Regions from separate parts of the Mus musculus genome. Here region 2 is linked to region 1. The links are chromatin loops, found by intact Hi-C in ENCODE. Cell type or tissue: heart. All regions are shown on one strand. Links, peaks and the distances in the headings refer to the core of each region. The heading gives the core; the rest is flanking DNA. Region 1 holds the start of Slc2a1 (solute carrier family 2 (facilitated glucose transporter), member 1). Region 2 holds the start of Zfp691 (zinc finger protein 691).

Region 1 (2,907 bases), core at 150-2,649:
AATTCTCATAGCCCAGGGTTTGATAACAAATCTCATTTTATCCAGGAGAAACCCGCTGCTCATTGGCTGGGAGCTTGCCCAGGACCAGCTAGAGGCGGTTTATAGGTGAGCTGGTTCAATGCCAAGGTGTTCTATGTCCTTAACCATTTAGACACCCAGCCTCTCTGGTCTTCACACTTAGGTGTCACCATAAAGTCAGAAATGGAGGGAGGTGGTGGTTTTACAGCTTAGAGAAGTGGTGGGCATGGTGTCTAGGAGCAAAAGAGGAGCTTGGCCTTGGGCACAGGAACACGGAGCAAGGAGAGAGAATTCAGCTTCGGAGCCAGACCTCCCGTGGTCTCTCTAATGAACTTAATGCCACTTTACACATAACACACGCGGTTGTAAACACCATCCAAATACTAACTCGTTTAATCTTCCTAATAACCCAGGAGGTTGTACTATTATTATGACTAGTCTACCAAAGTTATCCGGCAGCCTAGTGAGGAAGCCAGAGTCCTAGCGCTGGCTTACAGCCCCGCACCAAGCGCTACCATTTTGCTAGTGGCCATTGAGACTCAGAGAGGTGTGCAAACCAGCTCAGAGCCACACAGCGAGCGCCCCCAACGGGTGCCCCGCACACCCTGGGACTGCAGGTTCTAGCATCCAGAGCCAGACTGTGGTCAGTAGCCCTCCGTCCCTCCCCACCTCCCCACAGAACCACGCCTCTCAGAGTCCCGCCCCGGACGTGCTCCCCAGGCCCCGCCCCCTTCGGGCCCACCTACACCCCAGAACCAATGGCGGCGGTCCTATAAAAAGGCAGCTCCGCGCGCTCTCCCCCAAGAGCAGAGGCTTGCTTGTAGAGTGACGATCTGAGCTACGGGGTCTTAAGTGCGTCAGGGCGTGGAGGTCTGGCGGGAGACGCATAGTTACAGCGCGTCCGTTCTCCGTCTCGCAGCCGGCACAGCTAGAGCTTCGAGCGCAGCGCGGCCATGGATCCCAGCAGCAAGGTGAGTAACGGGGCTGGGAGTCCCGGGTAGGGATGTGCTGCCGAGCGCGGGCCGGGGCGCCTGTCCGAGTCCCCGCTTCCTCACGCAGCCGCCGCGCGCTTCACGCGGTCGGGGCGGGGGCCGCGGATCAGGGGCCCAGGCGCCGCACGTCGCGCACGACCTCGGCGGCTCCTCCCGCGCGGGGGAGGGGGCCGGAGCGCGGCGCCCATTGGCTAAAAGAGCCGAGCCCCCGGCCGGGCCCCGGCTAGGAGCGGAGGAGGCGGGACCCGCCCGGAGCCCGCGCCGCGCCCGGAACCCGGGCCATGGGGGTGGCCAGGAGGAGAAGGCACTTCCTCCAGGCCAGGGTCGGGGGCTGACGAGCTCTGAGGACCTCACGATGCGCAGTCCTCCAGGGATGTGGGGCCTTTCCCCGGGGCAAGCTACTGACTGGATAAGATCTCTCTTCACCTGTGATCAGGCTTGCCCTGTATGGGCCGGATTTACGGAACCCCTCCTGGATGTGCGACATTGTTTCTTTCTTGTCCCGCCTTTGCTTTGTGTAGAGTTAGTTCTAGTCCCTTTTAAATTAAAATAAAATTGGATTTTCCCGTCTTAGTATGTAGGAAGGCTCAAGGATGCGCACTTTCACGCCCCCCCCCCTTTACCTGTTTAAAGTTAAGAACAGTGCGAGCATGTGTTAAATCCCTGGCTGCCTTTACTGGGCAGTGGGGGTGTTTTGGTGGAACTCAGGAAAGGAAGCTCCAGTTGACTCCGGATGGTCGTACTGACAGTCTCTGCAGGGCCACAGTGATAGAGATAGAATGTAACTAAGTATAAAGACAAAAAAACAAAACAAAACAAAAACCAACTGAGGCCCGGGAGTCTCTCAGATGCCACTTAAACTCCGAACTTTGGTTTTTCCGCGTAAAACTTTTCTCTCAGACCTAGGTTAATCTCCGTCTTTCAAATTCCTTGGATTTTGCTTTTGTTTCGGAGACATCATCCCCTAGCCCTGTCTGCCCTAGAGTTCATATGTAGACCAGGCTGGCCTCAGACTCACAGAGATCCGCCTGTCTCTGCTTCGCGAAGGCTGTAAGCCCGGGTACCACCACACTCCGCTTGATATTTATTTTTTGAGCTGATAAGATGAATATTCTGAGTAGAGAAGAGGGTAAAAAAAAATCAATGCTCGTTGATCACCTGGCTCATGGCTAAACTGCTTTTTACATGTCGTCCTGTGCTTCCTTACCAGGAACACTAAAGGGAAGTAAGTTTCCTAAAGTCACACAGTTCCTAAGGTCTGGGCTGGTTTCACTAGTGTTTTCTAAATTGTGAGCAGCAGGAAGAGTAAATGCCACCGCAGGCAGGTGGATGGGCGCGCTTACTCTGCTGAGCTTCCCAGACTTTCCCTACTGGCTCCATCTATAGATCAGTCCCTCCTTCCCCATGGTTTATATCTATAGCGATGAATTCATGCACTTGCACTGTTATTTACAACAATAGAATCCCCGCCCCCCCCCTCCCCCCCAGACAGGGTTTCTCTTTGTAGCCCTGGCTGTCCTGGGACTGGCTCTGTAGACCAGACTGGCCTCAAACTCAGACCCGCCTGCCTCTGCCTCCTGAATGCTGGGATTGAAGGCATGGTGCCACTATACCTAGTTTAGGCACATTTTAGTTATCTTGTGTACATTCTTGGGAAAAGCCCTTCCCTTTCTTTGGAGGTGGCTGATTTCCCAATCAAGGCCACAGCCTTTTGTGTTGTATATTAAAACGGAGTTCTGGAGAGTTGTTTAGAGGTCTGGCGAGCCTCTGGTGTACTCTGTAGTAATGAGCTTAGTAATGAAAATAGGGAGGGGCAGGTGGAAGCTCCTGGCTAGCCGGGGCTCACCTCCTCCTGGCCGTCCTGTCTAGGCTCAACCTCTGCAGGCAACATAAAACT
Region 2 (2,907 bases), core at 238-2,737, 65 kb after region 1:
ATGCACCATCTCAATTCATTTTTACAGCACCTCTGCCTCCCGAGTGCTGGGGTTGAAGGCATGAGCCGCTACATCTAGCTCAACTATTAATTTCTCATACTTACTTTAGAAATGATGAAACTGAAACTCTGAGAAATCAAGTCACGTGCCTAAGAGCACACAGTAGGTGGCAAAACTGAAGCCCAAGTTGATTCCTCCAAAGCTGAGGTTTTTAACCATTCCACCAGGACTGGAGGTAGAGACGGTGCTACGGCACTTAGGAAATGAGAAGGCACCTCTCTGAAGAGGGCAGGGAGGGAGCTTCACTGAAGAGGTGAAATTTAAACTATGACTTGCAAAATAGACAGATGAGCAGGACCAAGGCTGGCAGAGACGGAGAGTCCATCCCTGACTGAAAAGGCAGTGTGGAAATAACACAAAGTCACCTTGCATTACAAAGATCGGAGGGAGAAGAGACCTAGTGCATGTGGGGTTTTCTTCCTCGGAGCTCAGCAGCACAGAGTCGCCAGCAAGAGTGCGGAGGAGGGATGAGTTCTAAGAACAAGGCAAGAAGATGAGGCTTGGTGATCACAGACGATGAAGGACAAGAGCCTGGATTAGAAGGAAGAGACCAAGCTGGGGTCCGAAAGATTAAAGTTCTAGATCCGGGTTCGAGTCAAGGGTACCGGGAGTAACTTGGAAGGACCGGGGACAGAGTGTGAAAAATTAAGGAAGCACTCACCGGAGCTACATAGCGATTCAGAGACGGATCATCAAAGGAGCCAAAGAATCTGAGGTGGCCTGGGAGAGGGGACAAAGGCTGCAGCAGTGTCCAAAGAGCCTAGTTAAGTGGGGAAGGAGGATAAAGCTGGAGGAGTCAGCTGGGAAAGCTGAAGGACGAGAGTTGGGTTCAGAGATGTCCATGAGGTTGGGACTGGAGCTGGAAGAGTACAAGGGGCGACTCTAAAGACACGGTGTGTGGGAGGGGCATGGAGTGGTCCAAGGCCAACAGTAAGGCAGGGAGGGTAGTAAGACTGGGTCATCCGAGGACTGGGGACGTGATCGCAGCGGAGGGACACACGGTACCCGGCGGCCTTTGGGACTCGCAAAACAGCAACTTCCCAAACATCAGCCTTCAAGGCCTTCGCAAGAGCGAAGGGGCCAGGCTCGAAGCGCCCCGTGCCTCGCGTTCGCCTCCCCCATAACCCCCACGTCACCTCTACACAGCCGCGACCCACTTCACTCCCGCGGCTCGGTCAGGGACAGCGGCGCCTCGGTGGGCGGGGGAAGGAGCCGGAGCCGGAACCCAGAGAGGATCCGCCTTCACAGCGTTCGGATTGGATCCTGGGAACGTTCTTCCTCTCTATTGGCTATACTAACTGTCACACTGCACAAGACCTAGTAGGACGGCCAATAAACATTGGTTTAGTGCGCGGCATGCTGGGAGTTGTAGTTCGGAGGTTTGCTTCGCTGAAAACATTTGCCCAGTTCAGAACTCAGCGGTGAAGCTGTCATCACTTCTAAGGTCATCAGGTTTCTTTTCTTTTTGTCTTTTGAAGCGGTGGCCCTCGATAGAAACCTCGCAGTTCATTTAAAGTTTATAGTTTAAAATTAAAAGGACATGTACCAGGAAAGGAATTTAAAAATAAAGTAGTTCGATCTCTTTGTCCGAGAAGCTAAGTGTCCTCTCCCAAGGAATGACCTCCAGCCAGGTCGGCCAGTGGCCCAACGTAGGTTTTGGTTTTTTTTTTCTGTGTCCTATGTGATCCTGTTAACCCAAAAGTCTCGCATCAATCTGGATATAATAGACCAGTAAGTTATCCAGAGATGGTTTTTGTTTGGTTGGCTGGTTGTTGTTTTTCCCAGATTTTATTTTGAAGAACAATAAAGATTAAGAACTTGAAAGATAAAGAGGATAAAGAAAGTTGATGTGTAAGCTAACTACGAGCTTTTCCTGTTTGTGTGGTCTTTCAATGGTTGTCTTTGTAGCTGGTAAAGCTTTAGAGCTAGTGATGACCCGGTGATTAAGAACACTTACAGCTCTTTCAGGGGACCTGGATTCCCAGCGCCCACATCAGGTAGTTTATAACCACCTGTAACTCCAGATCCAAGGGATCCAATGCCCAATTCTGGACAATTTGAGAACCTGCACACAAGAACACACACTCACACACACACACACACACACACACACACAAAATCAGGAAAGAAAAAAGAGAGGGTCAAGTTTTATAATCCCACCTCTCTCCTCTATAAAATTCCTAGCACAACTATTGTAAGGATATAAGGACTGAGTGGATAGACAGACAGTCAGACAAATAGGCAGACACACAGACAAACATTTCCTGCTTCTACAAATAGCTCTATTCTCTATTGGTAAATTCTCTCAATAGGTAAGACTAGCATGAGTTAGTTAGCCAATAGGATTGGCTACTCAAGCAATTATGTTTGGAGCTGAGGATGTGTGTGACGTGTAAGTATCTATTACACACTATTAGTTTATAAATTGATAAAAATAAAACATCAAAAGTCAGACTCAGGAGTAAAACTGGGTTTATTATGAATGATGTCTAAAGTTTGCTTGAATTGTGGCTGAGCTATTCAGAAACCAACCCCGTAATGTGTTTTCTCCACAGCCTCTTTCATAATGAAGACAACATACCAAGCAATAAGTATTAAAGGGTATATTTCATAACTGTACAAAGACAAACAAAATATTCTTTTTGGGTACTGTAATGGCAAATTTTACATATCACTTTGACCCGTCACAAAGGTCCCAGACACTTGGTCAGACATCACATTTGGTGTCTCTGTGAGAGGAGCTTGGACGAGATTAGCATTTAATCAGTAGCCTGAGTAAAGCAGTCACCCTCCTTAAGTCCAGTGGGAGTCATCTGACCAGTGGGAGTCATCCAACCAGTGGGAGTC

What was found. Peaks named below come from ENCODE experiments on the same cell type or tissue, not always from the same donor. Only the 100,000 strongest peaks of a DNase experiment are listed, where the experiment ranks them.
Region 2: a loop joins it to region 1, with 2.0 times the contacts of the local background. A loop is called at or near these places in 4 of 42 quality-filtered maps.

What each region holds. Positions count from the first base shown.
Region 1 is chr4:119,107,984-119,110,890 of GRCm38, forward strand. It overlaps Slc2a1 (solute carrier family 2 (facilitated glucose transporter), member 1), which reads left to right and starts at 762. Exons shown (of 10, transcript NM_011400.3): 1 at 762-989. The coding sequence starts at 972. It overlaps Gm52706 (a long non-coding RNA gene), which reads right to left and starts at 766. Exons shown (of 2, transcript XR_003955269.1): 1 at 1-766. In heart, for the core only: a CTCF peak has its summit at 610; DNase peaks (open chromatin) are centred at 728 and 1,288; H3K4me3 peaks cover 2,500 bases; H3K27ac peaks cover 2,500 bases.
Region 2 is chr4:119,172,942-119,175,848 of GRCm38, forward strand. It overlaps Zfp691 (zinc finger protein 691), which reads right to left and starts at 1,254. Exons shown (of 2, transcript NM_001145936.1): 1 at 1,197-1,254. It overlaps Ermap (erythroblast membrane-associated protein), which reads right to left. Exons shown (of 13, transcript NM_013848.3): 13 at 2,516-2,907. In heart, for the core only: no CTCF peak of the experiment used is centred there; a DNase peak (open chromatin) is centred at 1,330; H3K4me3 peaks cover 1,817 bases; H3K27ac peaks cover 1,917 bases.